Regions from separate parts of the Homo sapiens genome. Here region 1 is linked to region 2. The links are chromatin loops, found by intact Hi-C in ENCODE. Cell type or tissue: IMR-90. All regions are shown on one strand. Links, peaks and the distances in the headings refer to the core of each region. The heading gives the core; the rest is flanking DNA.

Region 1 (10,691 bases), core at 1,004-9,003, 680 kb before region 2:
CTCCTTGTTGCTGAGGAGCCAATTCTTGACTATAGTACAGTAGCCTCTGCGGCTCTCTACTGAGGGTGGTTGTCAGGACGCCCCACATTTCATCAGAACTAGAGAGCCGATGAGAATTTATCTCCCGATAGCATCCAAGGGAAGACAAGGAGGCAAGTGAGGGATGGTCTCATAGCTGTAACTTGTAGACCTTCCATCCTCGTGTGTTCTGGGGAAATCACAAGGCATCTGCCAAAACTCAGATTTAGCTGTGGTTTAAGCCTTCGCCTAAATGATGGATTCTGATAACTGCAAGGTCAACATGGTGCAGGTGTTGCCCTATGGGAATCAAGAGTATGGATTTTGGCTATGTTAGACATCCACATAGATGGCTGAGATTGGGATTTAGGGCTGGGAGTCTGTCTGGGGAGTTTAACCAGGAATTCATATATTTGACTGTTATTGGATATAAATTTTTTTTTTTTTAAAGATGGGGCCTCACTATGCTGTCCAGGCTATACTTGGAACTCCTGGGCACAAGCAATCCTCCCACCTCAGCCTCCTGAGTAGCTAGGACTACAGGAATACACCACCATGTGTAGCTCAAATATACACTTCAAATGAACACCAGGAAACTTGGCTGGGCGTAGTGGCTCATGTCTGTAATCCCAGCACTTTAGGAGGCCAAGGCAGGAGGATTGCTTAAGCCCAGGAGTTTGAGACCAGACTGGACAAAATAACAAGTTCCTGTCTTTAAAGAAAAAATTAAAAAAAGATTAGCCAGGTGTGGTGGCACGTACCTGTGGTCGCAGCTACTCAGGAGGCTGAGGTGGGAGGATTGCTTGAGCCCATATGGTTGAGGCTGCTGTGGGCCGCGATGCCGCCACTGCACTCCAGCCTGGGCAACAGAGCAAGACACTGTCTCAAAAGAAAAAGCAGAAAAGAAAAGAGAAAAGAAAAGAAAAGAAAAAAGCCAGGAAACTTGATGAAGTAGATCACCTAAGAATGAAACAAAGAGAAGAGAAGAAGTGCTCAGTTCAAGCTTATTCACTAATTTTTTTTTTTTTTTGAGACGGAGTCTCACTCTGCTGTCGCCAGGCTGGAGTGCAGTGGCACGATACATTTACTTTCCTTATCAAAGGATATAAAACAGGATAAGACTCAAGCTGCCTTGATTCTGCAAATCTTAAATATTAGCTAGCAAAAATAGGAATTAAAAAAACTTAGAATGTATAAAATGAAGCATGAAGAAGGAGACACAAGGTAAAAAAAAAAAAATGTGTTATGGTCCTTTGCAGAAAGCAGAGAAAACTGGGGAGAAGTGGGAAAATAAATAAGACAAACCATCTACAAAGATCCAGACCATCTCATTTATACTGTACTGTCATTGTAAAGGGGAAAAAGGGATTACACCACAAGGGACTTTTTCAATTTATCTTGCTTTCTTCAAAGTATCTTTTACCAGCATTTAGTCAGGGCCAGGGTCAGACATGCATGCCCCAAGAATAAAGGAATATCCCTGGTACTTTAAAAGAATGAAAATCATTTTTAAAAAATCTCCAAGGAAGACAAATACATCTGAAGAAATATATTTTATACTTCTATTCCCCTCTCCTGAAAAGTTATTAGAGTGAAAAACTTCGGCCCCTGAGGTTTTAATTCCTATTCCCCACCCAAGTTGGAAGATAAATGGTGATTGGAGTTGAAAACCTTCTCAACTATAGCTCTTCTGAGAGAGCATATGGACACAGAAAGTTCAGAGAGGTGGCCGGGCACAGTGGCTCACGCCTGTAATCGCAGCACTTTGGGAGGCCGAAGCGGGCAGATCACGAGGTCAGGTGTTCCAGACCAGCCTGATCAACATGGAGAAACCGCATCTCTACTAAAAATACAAAATTAGCCGGGCACGGTGGCACATGCCTGTAATCCCAGCTACTCAGGAGGCTGAGGCAGGAGAATAGCTTGAATCCAGGAGGCAGAGGTTGCGGTGAGCTCAGATCACACCATTTAACTCCAGCCTGGACAACAAAAGCGAAACTCTGTGTCAAAAAAAAAAAAAGTTCAGAGAGGTGATATATCAAAGTAATTGATTTTTTAACAGACACCTTGCAGGATTCTAACTATAATCCCGTTCACCCACTTTAGGCATAAAATGAAACCTGCATCTACTTACATGGGTATTTTTAAAGGGTCAGCCCTGGGCGTTGCCCATCTTATTGGAGCAATGTCAGTGCTTTCACTGCTGTGGCTGTTGTTGCCATGCAGTCCTGCTGTTGAAACCATCCCTGGCAGGCTGGCGGAGTCATCGTCCCCCAGGTTAGGCCGCAGGTGACCTAATTACGATGCCATCAAGACTTGGGTGCAGAGGCCCGACTGCAGCTGAAAGCCCTGGGTGTGTTCTGACACTACTGGGCCAGCAATCAATTCTCAGCATGTGGTGGATTAAGAAGCCCCTTCCGGCCGGGCACGGCGGCTCACGCCTGTAATCTCAGCACTTTGGGAGGCTGAGACGGGCGGATCGAGGTCAGGAGTTCGAGACCATCCTGGCTAACACGGTGAAACCCCGTCTCTACTAAAAATACAAAAAGTTAGCCGGGCGCGGTGGCGGGCGCCTGTAGTCCCAGCTACTCGGGAGGCTGAGGCAGGAGGATGGCGTGACCCCGGGAGGCGGAGCTTGCGGTGAGCTGAGATCGCGCCACTGCACTCGAGCCTGGGCGACACGGCGAGACTCCGTCTCAAAAAAAAAAAAAAAGAAGCCGCTTCCTATTGGTATTAAACTTGGCCGACACTGCTTGTTGACCACATGCCTGGGCTTCCAAACTTAGCATATCCGGTTACCCAGCTCTTTTAGCACATAGATTTCAGCTTTGTCTACAATGTACCACCCTGAGAGTCAGGTGGCCCCCTGGAACCAAGAATCCAGCTCTTGAGTGAAGCAACATCCAGGCTTTAGACAAGAGAGGAAATCTGATCCCGGGCCTGCCCATTTCCTGCTCGACAGTTCTTTTAAGGACAAGCGGTCCATTGTTTAATGGCCAATGACTGTTGTAAGCAGTGAGAGCATGCCAGCTTTATGAATTTCTGTGTACCCACCTGCCCCCCAGCACCTCATTCATGTACATCACCATCCACTTTCTTCCTTGTTTTCATGCATAGGAATATTTTCTTTCTTTTTTTTTTTTTTTTTTTTTTTTGAGACAAAGTCTCATTCTGTCGCCCAGGCTGGAGTGTGGTTACGCGGTCTCGGCTGACTGCAACCTCTGCCTCCCAGGTTCAAGTGATTCTCCTGCCTCAGCCTCCCGAGTAGCTGGAAATTACAGGTGCATGTCACCACGCCTGGCTAATTTTTGTGTTTTTAGTAGAGACAGGGTTTCACCATGCTGGTCAGGCTGGTCTCGAACTCCTGACCTCATGATCCACCTGCCTCGGCCTACCAAAGTGTTGGGATTACGGGCGTGAGCCACTGTGCCCAGCTGGAACATTTTCTAGGTCACTTGCTTGGTGTGTTTTTGGATCACGTTGCCCCTAGAACCCTTATTCTAGCTCGATTATAGTAGGGGTGTCTGACACAGACAGGGGATCTGGGAGCTCTGGGTAAGTGCCTTGTCATCTGGAGGATTCAGAGGAGTTCTTCCAGAAATTATGAGGTACAAACTGAATAATGTCCTAAGATATTTAGAGTGACACAAAACTTAGCCTACAAAGCAATGTAAAGTCCAGGAACGGTTATTGCCTGGGCCCTCTAATCTCTAAATTTAAAAATCTTTGAGCAGGTCACTGAATTTCTGAAGGCGGGGTTTAGGTTGGAAAGACACCTAAAACACTGTCCTTGGTTGAAAGGCTTCTGCAAGAGTGAAAGTTTGGCGGTGCTTCAAGCTATCCACGTCTATTGGGAATTTGTTCTCTGTCCAGAAAATGGGGATATGGAGGGAGTAAAAATCTCTTTGATTGCCCTTTCTGGTCTAATATAGTCTCCAGATGGAAATTACAACATTCTAAAGGAAAAACGAAAGCAAACATGAAACAGGATCAAAGAGAATCCAATATGATTCACACACACACACCAATTGAATAGCAGAAACACTCAAGAACTCTGTATGATGCTTTTAAAAACTTGTCTTCAATGTATGGATGAATATGATGCCATAATAATTTGTCAATTCAGAGAGGATAAATTGCTTTTGCTCTCTTCCTCTGCCTGTTGAATAACAGAGACAATATGGCGTGGTGGCCTAGTTGGAATGTAAAAGATCTAGGATCGGCCGGGCACTGTGGCTTACACCTGTAATCCTAGCACTTTGGGAGGCCAAGGCAGGGGGATTGCTTGAGCCCAGGAGTTCAAGGCCAGCCTGGGCAACATGGCGAAACCCTGTCTCTACAAAATATTAGCTAGGCACGGTGGTGTGCCCCTGTGGCCCCAGCTACATGGAAGACTGAGGTGGAAATATCACTTGAGCCCAGGAAGTCGAGACTGCAGTGAGCTTTGATTGTACCACTGCCCTCCAGCCTGGGTAACAGAGTAAGACCCTGACTCACATTAAAACAAACAAACAAATGGATCTAAGATAGTGATTTAGCTCTACTAAGTCTTGTTTGTAAGAATTTGGGCAACTCAGCAAGTCACCTTGCTCCTCAGTTTCATCATTGATGACGTGGGAATTATAATACTTTTCAGTTTCTGGAAAGACAGCAATGTATGAAACATTTAGTGTAAGACTCATCATATAGTATCATGTCAAATAGCTATTATTGTGATTATTATTAAGAAACATGCAAATATGCACTGCCTCAGGCTCATTCTTTTTATTTATTTATATTTTTTATTTTATTTTTTTTTTGAGATGGAGTCTCGCTCTGTTGCCAGGCTGGAGTGCAGTGTGGCACGATCTTGGATCACTGAAACGTCTGCCTCCCGGGTTCAAGTGATTCTCCTACCTCAGCCTCCCGAGTAGCTGGGACTACAAGTGCACGCCACCATGCCCAGCTAATTTTTTTTTTTTTTTCGATCTCTTGACCTAGTGATCCGCCCACCTCAGCCTCCCAAAGTGCTGGGATTACAGGCGTGAGCCACTACGCCCTGCCTCATTCTTTTTTCTCTGTCTCCCTTTCCTTTGTGAAGTGATTACTCGGAACTCCCGGCTCTTGGTCTACTTCAATTACTTTATCTTAGGTGTAACAAACATCGGAGTGGCTTGCATAATAATTTCCATTCTTCCCTTTTTAACCCAGTCTCACTGACTCCGACAGTCAGAAGTACACTTCCAATATCTACACAATACTTCCATCACAATTAACTTGAATAAGGGTCGATCTGTCTCCTCTAGCTACCTTAGATACACCGGTTGACCACTAGATGTCAGACTTGTTAAATAGTTAGGAATGTGTTACATCCTCACCCTTAGGACTTGAAAACCACTTTTTTTTTCTTTTTTCTTTTTTTTCTTTTTTGAGACAGGGTCTCACTCTGCTGCCCAGGCTAGAGTGCAGCGATGCAATCACAGCTCACTGCAGCCTCGACCTCCTTGAGCTTAGGTGATCCTCCCACCTCAGCCTCCCAAGTAGCTGGCACTATAGGCACATGCCACCATGCCTGGTTAATTGTTGTATTTTTTTGTAGAGATGGGGTCTCACTATGTTGCTCAGGCTGGGCTCAAGCATTCCCCCTACCTCTACCTCCCATAGTGCTGGGACTACAGGTGTGAACCACCTTTCTTGCTTTCTCTCTTCTTTGTAAGAAGCTTTCAGTGACTTTGGCAATGGTTCACCAGGGTCACATTACCACTGGTTTAGAATGTGCTAACATGTGGATCAACTTTGTCTGGGAGTCTGTGATTCATACCAATATAATTTGTTTTGTTCAAAGATACATTTTTAAATTGTATTTTTTATTGATACATAATATATGTATATATTTTGGGGCTACATGTGATATTTTAATACATCCACATAATGTGTAATGATCAAGTCAGAGTAGTTGAGATACCCGTCACCTTAAATATTCAGAGAGAACATTTGAAGGATAGATTGTGCGGTCTTTGCACCCATGTGATGGAACTGTGGGTACACACTTCTCTGTGGATTCAGATTATATTGAGGAATAAAGACAACTGTTAAGTCCTGAGGAAATCAAGTGATGACAAGAGAAACCAGGCTTAGAGAGTGGTCCAATAAGAGTGACGATCCGAGGCTACATCTAAAAGAAAACACTTACTAAGATTTTTTAAAAAGTCACCTAACTTTGCTGTAATCCCAGCAAACTTTGGGAGGCCAAGGCAGGCAGATCACTTGAGGTCAGGAGTTTGAGACCAGCCTGGCCAACATGGTGAAAACCTGTCTCTACTAAAAAAAAAAAAGAAAAAATACAAAAATTAACCAGGCATGGGGGCGGGTGCCTGTAATCCCAGCTACTCGGGAGGCTGAGGCAGTAGGATCGCTTGAACCCAGGAGGTGGAGGTTGCAATGGGCCTAGATCGCGCCACTGCACTCCTGCCTGGGCAACAGTCAGACTCCATCTCAAAAAAAAAAAAAAAAAGTCACCTAACTTTGTGTCTTAGACATCAAGGCTCTTGGAATAAAAGGTCTCTTTTCCTTTAATTGCACGGGGACTCTGAAGCTGGGCAGTAGGGATGTAAATTTGGAATTCTTAATCTGGTTCAAGAATCGGGTCTCAAAGTATTACTTACATAATTGCCTATGCTTAGCGACTTCAGTACCTAGTTCAGAAAATCATTTAAATATGGACCCCCTCCACCAGTAACACGGAGACTAGCCTTATTAAGAGGATGGTATCTTCAGTTTCCCATTTGCTTAAACGATGGCACTTCAATGCTGACGCCCTATGAATTTGAGCAATTTAAATAAATTGCAATATTCTACCAAATTAATCAAATTACTGCATGTAGAACATTGTTACTATTTGTTTGCCATCTGAATTGGTTCATTTTATGTGTCAACTGACTGGGCCAGGAGATGCCCAGGTAAAACGTCATTCTGGATGTGTCTGTGAGGATGTTTTGGATGAGATTAACATTTAAATTGGCAGACTCAGTGAAGCAGATTGCTCTCCCTGATGCGAGAGGACCTCATCCAGTCAGTTGAAGGTCTGAGTAGAACAGAATTGCTGGTCATCCCCTGAGTGAGAGGGAATTCTTCCTGCCTGACGGCTATTGAACTGGGACATCAACTTTCTTCTTGTGGCTTGGGAATGAAACTGAAAACATCCATTCTTCCTGGAGTCTTGAGTCTTTGAGCTGGAATTTTATCATCAGCTTTTCTGATTCTCAAGTGTTCAGACTCAGACTGGAACTATACTATTGGTTTTTCTGGTCTCCAGCTGGCTGACTCACCCTGCAGATCTTAGGACTTGTCAGCCTCTGTAATCATGTGAACAAATTCTTTTTTTTAAATTATTTCTTTAATTTTTTATTTCCAAAGGTTATTGGGGAACAGGTGGTGTTTGGTTACATAAGTTCTTTAGTGGTGATTTATGAGATTTTGGTGTACCCATCACCTGAGCAGTATACACTGCACCCAATTTGTAGTCTTTTATCTCTCACCCCCTTCCCACCATTTCCTCCTGAGTTCCCAAAGCCCACTGTGTCATTCTTATGCCTTTGCATCCTCATAGCTTAGCTCCCACTTATGAGTGAGAACATATGATGTTTGGTTTTCCATTCCCGAGTTACTTCACTTGGAATCATAATCTCCAGTCTCAACTAGGTTGCTGCAAATGCCATTAATTAATTCCTTTTTATGGCTGAGTAGTATTCCACCGTGTATACATACCACAGTTTCTTTATCCACGCATTGATTGATGGGCATTTGGGTTGGTTCCATTATTTTGCAGTTGCAAATTGTGCTGCTATAAACATGCATGTGCAAGTATACTTTTTCATATAATGACTTATTTTCCTCTGGGTAGATACCCAGTAGTGGGATTGCTGGATCCAATGGTAGTTCTACTTTTAGTTCTTTAAGGAATCTCCATGCTGTTTTCCATAGTGGTACTAGTTTACATTCCCACCAGCAGTGTAGAAGTCATGGGAACAAATTCTTTAAAATAAATTTCTTTATAGATGCACATTCCTATTGGTTCTGGTTTTTTGTTTTCCCTGGAGGGGCCTGACTAATAATACACCATCTGGCATTTACTTTTTCTTCTTAACAGTAACCTAGTCTCTTTTTTGGAAATTACCTCACCCATAATACATGCAGTCAATCACAGTGGGACTTCAGGTGCCTGCAATCCTATTACCAAGACTAAACTGGATGCTTTTTTCATTAGATAATTGTAAAGGTAAAAACGTTAACAAGATGAAAAATAATACCTACAAAACCCTGACTCTGGGCCAGGCACTGTTCTGTATTATTTGTATTCACTCTTTTAATCACACAGCAACCATTATGCTCATTTTTTAAAAAGTGAAACTGAGACACAGGAAGTGAAATGCTAATGGTGGGGCCAGGATTTGAGCCGTAAACATTCTGACTGCAGAGATTGTGAAGAACCAAATAAGAGTCTTGGATTTTTACCCAGAACACAGCTAGAAGCCATGAAGAGGTTTATTTTAGGAACCTCGTATAATCAGATTAGGTATTTTTTGAAACCTCCCATCTATATTTATGTGGCTATGTTCACCTGAAGAGGTGGCCCAGAAGCAGTGAAGGCAGCCCAGACAAGAAATATTATATTCACTGCTTCTGGGCAGCCTTCGCTGGTCAACATATCCAGATACAATAGGAGTTGGATGGCCGGGCGCAGTGGCTCACACCTGTAATCCCAGCACTTCGGGAGGCCAAGGTGGGCAGATCACTTGAAGTAATGAGTTCGAGACCAGCCTGGCCAACATGGCAAAACCCTGTCTCTACTAAAAATACGAAAATTAGCCAGGCATGGTAGCGGGTGCCTGTAGTCCCAGCTACTCAAGAGGCTGAGGCAGGAGAATCACCTGAGCCTAGGAGGCAGAGGCTGCAGTATGCAGAGATCAAACCACAGCACTCCAGCCTGGGCTGCAGAGTGAGACTCCTTCTAAAAAAAAGAAAAGAAAAAAAGACTTGGAGGAGTCTTGACTGGGACCGGGACCTCATTTGGGCTACTCATTCTAGCAGATCTACCTCTTTATTTCCAAAAACACTAATTAAAGCCCAGCACCCCAAATAAGGGCTTTCTCTCATTAGCTCCCAAATTACCACCTGACAGACTTGTGACTTCCACTCAGGTTGTTGGAAACATTCTGCCAGGATCATGGTGCAGAGGGCTGGAGAGTGGGCACATGGTTGGAGCTCTCTCTCATTGCCTTACAGCCAAGGTGCAGGGCCTGCGCTCCTGCTGTCGAGGCTGCCTGGTGGATTCAGATCCAACCTGATGGTCTAGTTTCCCCTCAGGTGTGTGAGTCCCGACAGGCTTCCCAAATTCTTTTTTTGCGAGTTAACTAGAATGGGTTTCTTTGCTTGCAACTGAAGAATTCAGACTAATGTTCTGAGTTATTTGTTTAAGACTTTAGGATATATGTTTAAATATAACACAATTGGCCCAGCATGGTGGCTTGCGCCTGTAATCCCAGCACTTTGGGAGGCCAAAGGAGTTCGAGACCAGCCTGGCCAACATGACGAAACCCCATGTCTACTCAAAATACAAAAACTAGCTGGGCCTGTAATCCCAGTTACTCAGGAGGCTAAGGCAGGAGAATCACTTGAACCCGGGAGGCAGAGGTTGCAGTGAGCTGAGATTAGCTACTGCACTCTAGCCTGGGTGACAGAGTGAGACTGTCTCAATAAATAAATAAATAAATAAAACAATGGATTAGTTCATATTTTTTCACAAATGACTTAGTGATTCACCTATATTTCTGTTTTCTCTGCTTTAAACAGTAAATTATTGTTAATATCAACTCCAACATTCAGCTGGCATAATGGACACATTTTCCTTTCCAATGGACCCAACAATGGTTCCAAAATTCCTATCTAGCTGAAATAAACAGAAAAAGGATTTGTCAAAGTATATTTAAATTTAATTTCTTGCACCAGAATAGAAAGTAAAAATCTAAAAAGCCTGTATCATTTTTTGAAGAGACACACCATTAACATGGACAAATAATAACAAGGTAACTATCCATTCCCCGCAATATATTTTTTAAAACTATCCTGATATTCTGACGCCAGTGTAGTGTAAAAAGGGAGCGAAAGCATCCCTGTATTCTGTTTTTAATATTCTAAAGCAGACTGTATTCTAACTTTCAAGTGTACGAGATGATGATTCACTTTTACAAATAAAGCCATTTGTGTTAGCCATAAAAACATTCTGCCAAGATACTTGTGAGTATTTAGCCCATTTTGGTTGGAAGGGTGACAAGGTAGGTCTCATGTACAGAAGTTCATCTCTTTCTGACTCTTGCGTGTTAATCACACAGCCAATTTTTGTAATAATGGATAGAGCAATGGAAACAAAGACAAAGTCATAGTAATTCCTTGAAATATTATATATTTGCCTAGTGCTTTACATAGTGATTTCAAAATTCTGGCTGACTTGATACTCATTGAATAATTCTGTGGGTAGAGTAAGATAAATGTTATTATTATTCTCCCTGTAATACACTTGAGGGAGCTCAGATTCAAAGACATTAAGTAATAAGAATAATAATACCTAAGATTCACTGAACTTTCGCTAGGTATCTGGAATTAATTTCTTACAAAGGTATTTTCAATAACTTTGT
Region 2 (10,691 bases), core at 1,837-9,836:
CTATTTCAGAGTCTGCTTCCTAGGAAGCCTGAGGCAAATATACAAATCAGTTTCCAATAGGTTTACAGGGATTTAGAACCAACGGCGTGATCATCTCTGCAAATACTGTTTCTGAACCTATCAAAATGAAGATCAGATCCTTAAAAGGTGGTGACCTTATCAAGTTTCAATAGATATTTATTGCATGAGACTTCCGAATATTTATTGTTTGAAGTTCTCTCCTGCCATTCACCTTTTTCCATTACTAGTACTCTAGCTTTTGTTTTGAGATCCACTGCTGTATCAGTGGGTGGGGCTGACCACCTGCAGTTCCAGGACCAGGTGTAAGAAACAGAGCTGAGACAATTGTTATATTCTATTATTTGCAAGATGATTACTTCAAGGATGAACATCTTAGCCAAATTGGACCAATAATATTCAGACCAAGAACATTCCTTCACTCACTTCGTAAAAGAGAAGTCTTTCTTTCCACGGCTGTTAAGCATGTAAGAATGTAGATTTTGGGAGCCATGCCACTTCCATGCAAAGCTTGAGACTAAAACCAACATAATAGAGACCAGATAAGAGATAGAAAAGATCACATTCAGAGATGGCTCTATTTATGTGCCTGAATCAAATTGTACAGATGAATCTTACCCTTAGCTTTCCAGTTATGAAAGTGAATAAATTATTTTGGTTTAAGCTAGTTTGAGTGAGATTATTCTGTCACTCATACTAAAGAGTCCCACTGATAGACAAGTTATAGACATTCTATGAGGTTTAGCTAGAAAGAGACAAGGAGTATTTTAGTTTACTATCGTTTAAATTTAACGTAAATCAGCTGAGCCACTTATAGACTGATCGGTCAATTGAAATATGATATATGATGTTTTGAGGTTTCATTTTACTTTCCCCAAGTAAGATAGACCAAAATTTAATGTATAATGATTTAGTTAAATGATGGTAAATGCTTTCATTTCAATAACTGTGAAGAAATTATGAAAAGTGAACATTTTTAATAATTGGAAAGGCCCAGGCCATTCCAAATCTATGATTAACTCATCAGCTACACCAGAGATTGAAAATGCGTATGTCTACAAATGCCAGGAAGATATCATAAAAGAACAGAGTACGTCTGGTATCAAATAATAATAAGTGGGTAAGATCTAGGACAAACTGGAGATGAGATAGCCTATTAGAATCATCTGGAAATAAAAGCCCAACATAGCCCAATATTTTAAATGTTTTCAAGAGAAGACAAGTCCATATTTTAGGCAAAATTCTCTCGATTTTTAAATGTTGGTAATGAGAAAGTGAAAAGTGGCTCTGCTGACAACCAGATAACAATGTTCCCAAAAGATCACAAATAATGCTCAAAACAACACAAAGATAAGTTCACTCCATAGTTACGTTTAGAGAAAGACAGATAAGGCCACCCTGTGACACAAACATGACTCAATATCCCCCTCTTCTGACTAACATCACCAGTGTGAGTGGATACTGCTTCTATAACAATACCTCTAAACCCACTTTAATACTCTCGCCTCTTAGATAAAACTCATTCAGATACCCTATCTCTGCATTGACCTACCTTCTTAGTATAAGTAAAGGAAGATACAATGTATCTTGGAAAGTATAGAAGGGTTTGTCCTAAAAACTTTTTTTTTTTTTTTTTTTTTTTGACTGAGTCTCGCTCTGTCGCCCAGGCTGGAGTGTAGTGGCGCGATCTCGGCTCACTGCAAGCTCCGCCTCCCGGGTTCACGCCATTCTCCTGCCTCAGCCTCTTGAGTAGCTGGGACTACAGGCACCCGCCACCTCGCCCGGCTAATTTTTTGTATTTTTAGTAGAGACGGGGTTTCACCGTGTTAGCCAGGATGGTCTCCATCTCCTGATCTCGTAATCCACCCGCCTCGGCCTCCCAAAGTGCTGGAATTACAGGCGTGAGCCACCGCGCCCGGCCAAAAACGTTTTGTAAAGATAGAAGTTTGGGCTGATTAACAAGAAATAATAGATAAAGTGAGTAGAAAAATTAAGAATCAGTACATATATGATCCCAGACTTGCTATGGGAAGGAGGTGGTCTGATTCACCTCCTACCTTCTTAGCGGTCTGAAATCTAATACTAGTCTCCGTGTCCTAATCCCTCCTCAAATCATCTAACATAAGCCCCAACGCTAAAAGACCCCTTTAACAACTCCCTCCTGAAATGCTCCTGGGGTTTCCCCAAAGTGAGACCACTCTTTCTGAAACAATATAAGTAAAACTATTTTTTTTTTTCACTACAGATGTGTTCCTGGTAGTCTCTGATCCACTGGTTTGACAACAAGTAATTTAAAAAAATTTTTGAAAACACTGACCTCTGAGCTAGATCTAGGCTATAAACATCTACCTTTTAATCTCACTTAAGGTGTGATGGTTAATTTTATGTATCAACTTGACTGGGCCATGAGGTGGCCAGATATTTAGTTGAACTTTATTCTGGGTGTGTCTGTGAGGCTGTTTCTGCATGCAGTGAACGTTTACAGTGGACCGAGTAAAGCAGACAGCCCTCCCTTACGTGAATGGGCCTCATCCAGTTAGTTGAAGGTTTGAATAGAACGAGAAAGTTGAGTATGGGGGAACTCCTTCTGACTAACTGCCTTCAAGCTGGGACATTGATTTCCTCCTGTTTTTTGGACTTGAATTAAAACATTGGCTCTTCCTGGGTTTTGAGACTTGGATTTCAGACGGAACTATGTCATTGGCTCTCTTCGCCCTCCAGCTTAATTGTGTGAGCCAATTTTCTACAATAAATCTCAATCTCTCTCTCTCTCTCTCTCTCTATATATATATATGTATCTAAAATTTAAAATATTTTAATTAATATGTTCATCAAATTTAAAAATATTCATATGTATTTATATATTTATGACATATATGACATCTATATGTCTACATTATCTCTCTCTATATATATATATATGTCTCCCTATATGTCTATATCCTATCGGTTCTGTTTCTCTAGAGAACTGTGGCTAATACAGAAGCAAAAGGGTGATGTAATATCAATGGGCAGATTTTCCCATTTTCTTACATCATTTTGTGTTTTCTTTCCAGTAGATTAAAGAGGGGTGGAAAATTACAAAATCCAGTGCATGCCACTTAAATTAAAGTTGCGACCATTTTTATTCGTGCCAGGAGGAAGGACTTTATTCTCCTTGATTTGAGCAAATCCATTATCGGAGCTTTCAATTTCAGGCATTCCAAATTTAGGTCCACTTGAGGCTGGGATGACTGCTATGTCTGAGAGGGCTTCTTTCTCTGCAGCTTCTTAAAATGCAAGAACAGAAATCAGGAAACATTAGAGAGACCAACAAAATGATTCAGATATTTATGTAGGTAACTAAGATGCTGTTGCTTTTCTTGACTAGAATTTCATTATAGCTTCATTAGGCAAAGAGACTCTATTCCTAATAGTGCATCTGATCAACAGAAATGCAACTAGCAAATCAAAAAATGTATGAAAGACAAATAAATGGCTTCCCAGGCTGAGAAGAGCCAAACAGGTTTAACTGTGGGTGATTTTGGAGGCCTGGATAGTGGCTTCCCTGAATCCCTAAGCCTAACTTTTCTCTAATTTACCAGAAGTGAGAAACAAATGCATACCCAGACGGCTCCTCTCAACAGCAGGCACCCAAGCCTAAACCCAGATGGTTCATCACTATGAATGACTGTTCTCGTGCTTGTTCAGTAAAAAGACAGAACACGAGGCCCGTGATATGATCAGCTGCACATCAACTCAGACATGCTTCTACACAGGATACCAGGAAGGTGAGGGAGTTGTACTTCTGCTTCTTCCATCTACGGTTGCCAACCTGCACTAAGGGATGTTTGCTAGAATGAAGCTGAGCTAAAGTAGAGTGTGTCTTGCTGGAGACAGGTCCTAGTCTGCCCTGAGGGTCTTTTAGCTAAGAGAGCATTGCTGCCCCCTCCTTTGCCTTATCTATCCTTTTGACCATTGTTCCTGCCTCTGAATTGCCATTTTGACCCCAGACACGGTCACATTCTTCTGCCTCCTCAACTTGTCTAGGCACCATACCCTCTACCTTCTAAACCTCACATTTGCCTCCTGGACTACCACACTGCCATCTCCACCAATTCAGTTACTGCTTCCCAAAATAAGAATATTTGACCTTCTTCTCTTTTCCACGACCTCTGATTTTACTTGGCAACCAAGCCACGGTTTGTTAGAATTTGGTCACGAACAAGTATTTACACAAAAATTCAACTTCAGGGAACTAAACATGTTTTAGATGGCAAGGAATCTAGAAGTTGCGAGTCAGTCCAGAGCTGATGAAACTGCTCAAGGAAGTCATCTGGAACCAGATTCTTTCTAGCTTGCTTCTCCTCCATCATCCTTAGCTTGTGGTTTCTGTTTTAATGATCTCCAGGATGACTACTCTGCACCCAAGCAAATTTTAATTCCAGAACAGAAAAAAAAAGAAGGAAAAGAAGAGAGAAAGGATGAAGGACAGGTAAATGAAGCAAATGCTACCTGGCTACCTGGCTGCACCTACTAATAATGCACTTACCCTGCTCCTTTTCAACCATTATTTAATATTTAATCAGGAGCAATACTAACCCCTATTCAGAAAGGAGAACAATGGAAGTCACATAGGAGAGACAGTGCCAAAGTCAACACCAAACACCGCCAGGCAGGAAAACTCAGGACTCCTGTGTTCTGTCAGAGGTGCTGTCCTCGGTTACCCATTCTGGCATCCTCCCGTCCTGCTTCTGGGGAGATTATTCCTTGTCTCTTTTCATCCATGGCCACATATGAAATGGGTATTATAGAAGATCACTTCCTTTGAAGCCACAGATATTTTTGGCCCACTTCCTATTGGTCTTAATTTGAGGAAAGGAATAACCTTAGAGGTTTAACAATGACAGGCTCTTATTAGCCTCCGGCAATACAATGTCCTCAAAAGTTTACAGAATTTCCAGTGTTGGAATAATTTCTCAATTAATTCCATATGTGAATAACCACAGACAAAGATTTCACTTAGATATGGTATTTAGCTAGAAGATTCCTTTCCTTTACCTTCTGATATGGTTTGGCTGTGTCCCCATCCAAATGTCATCTTATACTGTAGCTCCCATAATCCCCACACGTTGTGGGAGGGACCCGGTGGGAGGTAACTGAATCATGAGGGCAGGATTTCCCTTGTTGTTCTCGTGATAGTGAATAAGTCTCACGAGATCTGGTGGTTTTATAAGTGGGAGTTCCCCTGCACACGCTCTCTTTCCTGCCACCATTTAAGATGTGACTTTGCTTCTCCTTTGCCTTCTGCCATGATTGTGAGGCCTCCCCAGCCATGTAGAACTGTGTGAATCCATTAAATCTCCTTTATTTATAAATTACCCAGTCCTGGGTATGTCTTTATTAGCAGCGTGAGAACAAACTAATACACCTACTGATCTCTGGGTTGTTCCCGGTCCTCTGTTCCATAGCTTAATGGCCAATGCCTTGAGGTCATTCAAAATAATGATGGAGAGATAGCAAGTGTAATACCACTGTGCATTTGTCTAAAGAAATCCAAAGAGCCTGGATGGAAAAGTCTTAAGTTACCAATCTATGAAGGCTCCAGGCTTCCTGTCACTGTCCTTGCCTGCTCAGTTTAGTAGGAATAAATTTCTTTTTTAAAACTCAGCAGTACCCAAAATATAGGATTGTCAGTGAATTTAGAATGCAGGCCACAGGTAAAGCATTGATCTCTCATTTCCTCTTGCAGACTGGCTAACTTGGATCGAAGTACAGACCACTCCTTCAGAAAAAAAAAAAAAAATCTATAGCCATATGCCAGGGTTCTGAATTTTTTTCCACTATTTATCCTAATAGCAAAGCTGCCACGGCACATGGTCTGTATCCCAAAGAACAGCGGGTGACAATCTGACCAAATGTTCGGCCACCACATAAGAAGGGTCACCAGATTTGCAGCCTGAAATACCTGAGACCTCACTATCCAAAGCCCCACCTCTTCCACTCAGCCAATTCCACATTTTTGAATCTTATTTGCTGCATCCTCTTTCAGGTAGAAAGTCCACTTCAGGTATAATGCATTCAGCTGCAGCTACTAAGTAAATCTGCCGGAATACAGTGCCCTATAACGCAGCTCACAGAAAGGTGTTTGAATGCAGATTTGCCACTGATAATTCCATCATTTCTTACACTCCAATCATGATATTGTCCATGAAGAATAGCTTGGGTACATGATCTAATTTATTCCTCACAATATTGATATGGGACACAACTATGATATACATGGGTATATGATAAGATATGGGTATATTATCATCCCCATTTTACTGATGAGTAAATTGAGGCTCAGAGCCTAGGTACTTTGCTCAGGTTCTCACATTTGCTAAGTTGTGGAGCTGAGATTTGAACCTAGATCCGAGTGACACAGAAGTTGGTTCTTTTTATTATTTAATCACTTTAATCATTTAATCTATTATTGAGGTAAAACTGCACCACAGAGGACCAAAAGGAGAACTACAGTGCAAGTCCAGGTGCCTGTAGCCATGGCACAGCTGTGGCATAGTTGTTCCAATGTGGTAACCAGATGTGTCCTTCTGGTTGTCTTGGTACGGAGCCACAGCTCCAGTACTGAGTCACAGCCACATGCAGATGCCACCACAGAACATGTGATATTTTAGATCTGAGTTGACAGTTTAACATGTAAACATTATCAGAAAATAATGAGTCAGGCTCTCCCGAGCCATATGCTTCATCTCAGAGCCAAGGCTGTGTCATCACTGTCAAATGCTCCTTCAGGCCACTAAATCACCACAGTAAGATCATAGCTTCAGGACCTAAGTAGCTCCTGGGGATGGGAAAGAGATGACTGACTGAGGTGGTTGATGGGATTCTTACAGGTAAGTCAAATGGGTTTTTTCACTTGCATCACCTTGGGGACCCATTCAGCAGTGCCGTTGGTGGAGGCTGAGAGACCAGGTCCTCTAAAATTGTGACACCTGCTCTCTTTGAAAATGAGGCACTCTCTCAGTTTAAATATTTTGTTAATGTTTTTCCCCTACAATTCCCTTCAATTAAAAGATGATGTATGGCATTCATGGGATAAATGAAGTTGATGCATTGTGAGCATTTCGTGACCTCTCACACCCTGAGGGGTCCAAGTGGGGCTGGAAGTCTGCAGGGAGGCATACCTTTATTCAGGGCTGAGTCATGTTGTTTGCAAGGGCCCTAGAGCCAAGTGTGTTGAAGACACAGACACCTGAGGGGCACTAGCTCCGCAGACACCTGGACTTGCCGGTGGATCTTTCAGAGGAGGAGCTAGGCAGGGTTCTTTCCTTCCAAATGAAGTAAAAGCATGAAAAAGAAGAAAGGGAAGTGTCTGCTTCTGGACACTAGTGATAAAATTGGTTTGAGGGTGTTGCTACTTGGAAATACCAAGACATCCAGGCACCTGCTCTCACCTGCTGTGCCCTGTGTCTTCTGTTTTTTTTTGCAGACAGAGCAGCTTTATCTGAATCTGGCCTTGTCAAGTGATTAGATCACGTATTTAGTTTTTGTCTCATCAATTGATGATAAACTTGAAGAAGGCAGAGGGGTGTGTGTGTGTGTGTGTGTGTGTGTGCATGTGTGTGTGTGTGTGCATGCCCGTACATGGTGTGTTTATTTCCTGCAGTCTCTAGGACAGCAACAGTGACTTTGCCATTTCATTTGTTGAAGTGGCCTAAAATATGATATATGGAAAAGTGGAAGAGACCCATAATCCTCTTTCACTTTTGAAGTGATTTATGCGTTACAACACTAGATTGCAGAGCGGGCTAGAATTAGAAATGGATAGATTTTTGGGTAAAATACATATCTTGAACAGAGTTTTTATGCTGTATATATACACAAAGAGATATCTATAGAAAAAGACAGAGAGAAAATAGATGCAAATAGATAAAATTATGTATAAGTAACATTTACCACAAGTATGTTTAACTATTTCACACACAAAAATGAACACAATCACAGAAAATAGGAGAGACCTTAAGAAAATACAGTATCATCTAAAAGCTGTCCCTTTTGTTGGAGGAAGTGGAAAAGTACAGCTCCTTTTTCTTCGCAGTGTGCCCTTGAGGAAGGACAATGAATTTCTCCTTGTCTTCCTCTATATGATACAATGCACTGCCTTCAGTCTCTGTGATACAGATTTTATATTCATAGAATCTTCAATTTTAATGCTGTTATCTTTTCACCTTGCAGAGCTAATAGGAGTTAATACTATATCCCAGGTATAACTATACCTCTCTCTAATACCTGTATCCCTAGAGAGGAGTGTGTCCACTATGAATATTTAAAGGGTTGAATCGTATTTTTTAATGCTTAAGAAGATCTTGTCTCAGAGTATTCATTTATGAATCTTTTGGAAAAATGAATGATTAGTTATTGAATTATTACTTAAATATGGATTTGTATGTACTGGGTTTATTCGTAAATCATTCAAATATATAAGATAGTCCTGCAAGTTGAAACTCTAGTAGGATTTTACAAGATCAGGATGATCTTGTTAAAAAAAAGTCACGAAAAGTCACCAAGAGTGAAAGGTGACTCCAAGCAATAATGTATCTAGACATGGAAATATTTCAAAAGTCTTATTTCACCTATTCCTTAATACCAGTGCAATAAGGAGAGGTGGTTAATGCTCCTTTCATATTCAGTTAATTCTGCAGGACCGTGCTATAGGTTGAATAATTAGAAAATCCCTTTAACTACTGGGAAGTGAGGAGCGCCTCTGCCCGGCCACCACCCCGTCTGGGAGGTGTGCCCAACAGCTCATTGAGAACGGGCCAGGATGACAATGGCGGCTTTGTGGAATAGAAAGGCGGGAAAGGTGGGGAAAAGATTGAGAAATCGGATGGTTGCCGTGTCTGTGTAGAAAGAAGTAGACATGGGAGACTTTTCATTTTGTTCTGCACTAAGAAAAATTCTTCTGCCTTGGGATCCTGTTGATCTGTGACCTTACCCCCAACCCTGTGCTCTCTGAAACATGTGCTGTGTCCACTCAGGGTTAAATGGATTAAGGGCGGTGCAAGATGTGCTTTGTTAAACAGATGCTTGAAGGCAGCATGCTCGTTAAGAGTCATCACCAATCCCTAATCTCAAGTAATCAGGGACACAAACACTGCGGAAGGCCGCAGGGTCCTCTGCCTAGGAAAACCAGAGACCTTTGTTCACTTGTTTATCTGCTGACCTTCCCTCCACTATTGTCCCATGACCCTGCCAAATCCCCCTCTGTGAGAAACACCCAAGAATTATCAATAAAAAAATAAATTTAAAAAAAAAAAAAAAAAAAAAAAAGAAAATCCCTTTAACTAGAGTCCAGTGACAAAGTTCCCACTGGCGTGAGATTACTACTGGCTTTTGAGCTCTTTGAACTCAGAGGGTATGCCTGCCAATGTTCATATTTCTTTTCTTTTTCTTTTCTTTTTTTTTTTTTGATGGCTTTTTTCTCTGTTGCTCAGGCTGGCCTTGAACTCCTGAGCTGAAGCAATCCTCTTCCCTCAGCCTCACAAGTAGCTGGGACTATAACGCGTGTCACAATCCCTGGCTCATGTTCATACTTCAATCTTCAGCGTGGTGATTTAAATGTAATGGGTGCTCATTAAATATATTTTAATTTATATTTAATAAATATAAACAAGATTCATCATTTAAATAAGAGGGAAACTAGCATCAAAGCAACACGTCTGGCTATTCAAGAGAGAAACATCTCTTATTTCACTCTCTGAATTCTAAGTTGGAGGAAAGGGAACCGGTATGATCGAAAGAGGACAAGAGAGAAAATTCTCAGATTTATTTGGAAAGCGATTCTATTCATCTTATGTCGGATTCTTTAAGTGAAACTAGTTAAGTGAAAAGAGAAGGAAAACAGTGACTACAAGAGAATCAATCAGCAGATATTGAAAGACTTTCATGTAACTAATGGCATCTGCTTAGAAAATATGAATTGGGCCCAAAGTGGTATTCTTTTTGGTCACTTATATTGGAATTTAAATGTGTAACTAAAAATGAAATCTTTAGAGAAAATTTCATTTCTTAAGCTGAAATCTTTCCACAAGTTGGAGAAAAGAGAGATGTGCATCCGGGAAATCAAACTGAAAAGACAGGCTGAGCTTATAAATTGAGATTCCCCAATCAGAGGCCATACTTTTCTTTCCTAATTACTGTTCTTTTCCTTGGATCCTACATCCATCACTACATTAATTCCAGGCTTAACTTACAGCCAGCTCTTCTCCGTGGCCCATCTCAGCATAATGAACTTTTGCCATTATCTTGATCTTGTTAAATTCTCTCTAATCTTAACCTAATGAGATACAGTGAATGTGCAACCATAAATTAGATGTTCAGACAATCTCAGTTTGTTCTCAGTGCAGCAATCCTTTTAAATTACATCCATCACTCTTTTGCTCAAGCACACTTCATGGCTCCCTATTTTAGTAAAGTAAAAGAAAAAGCCCTTTCAATGGCCTTCACAGGCTGGTGTCTCTGTATTACTCCCCGTCCCTCCCCCTAGCACACATGGCTCACTCTCCTCCAGTCACACCAATGTCCTTGGGAAGTCTTCCACCAAGTCTTTGTTCAAATGACATCTTCTCAATCACCACTCTGTTTAGAAATAGAATCACCTCCTAACCCACACCCTTCTCTGCCCTATTTCT

What was found. Hi-C counts contacts between places; a loop is a spot of excess contacts. Peaks named below come from ENCODE experiments on the same cell type or tissue, not always from the same donor. Only the 100,000 strongest peaks of a DNase experiment are listed, where the experiment ranks them.
Region 1: it touches region 2 in a loop (6-fold over the local background); 7 of 110 quality-filtered maps call a loop at or near these places.

Annotation. Positions count from the first base shown.
Region 1 is chr1:240,727,170-240,737,860 of GRCh38, forward strand. No RefSeq gene overlaps it. Among named protein-coding and RNA genes, the nearest start is that of GREM2, 120 kb to the left of the region's middle. In IMR-90, for the core only: a CTCF peak has its summit at 5,332 (motif pointing right); a DNase peak (open chromatin) is centred at 5,342.
Region 2 is chr1:241,406,944-241,417,634 of GRCh38, forward strand. No RefSeq gene overlaps it. Among named protein-coding and RNA genes, the nearest start is that of RGS7, 55 kb to the left of the region's middle. In IMR-90, for the core only: no CTCF peak of the experiment used is centred there; a DNase peak (open chromatin) is centred at 6,658.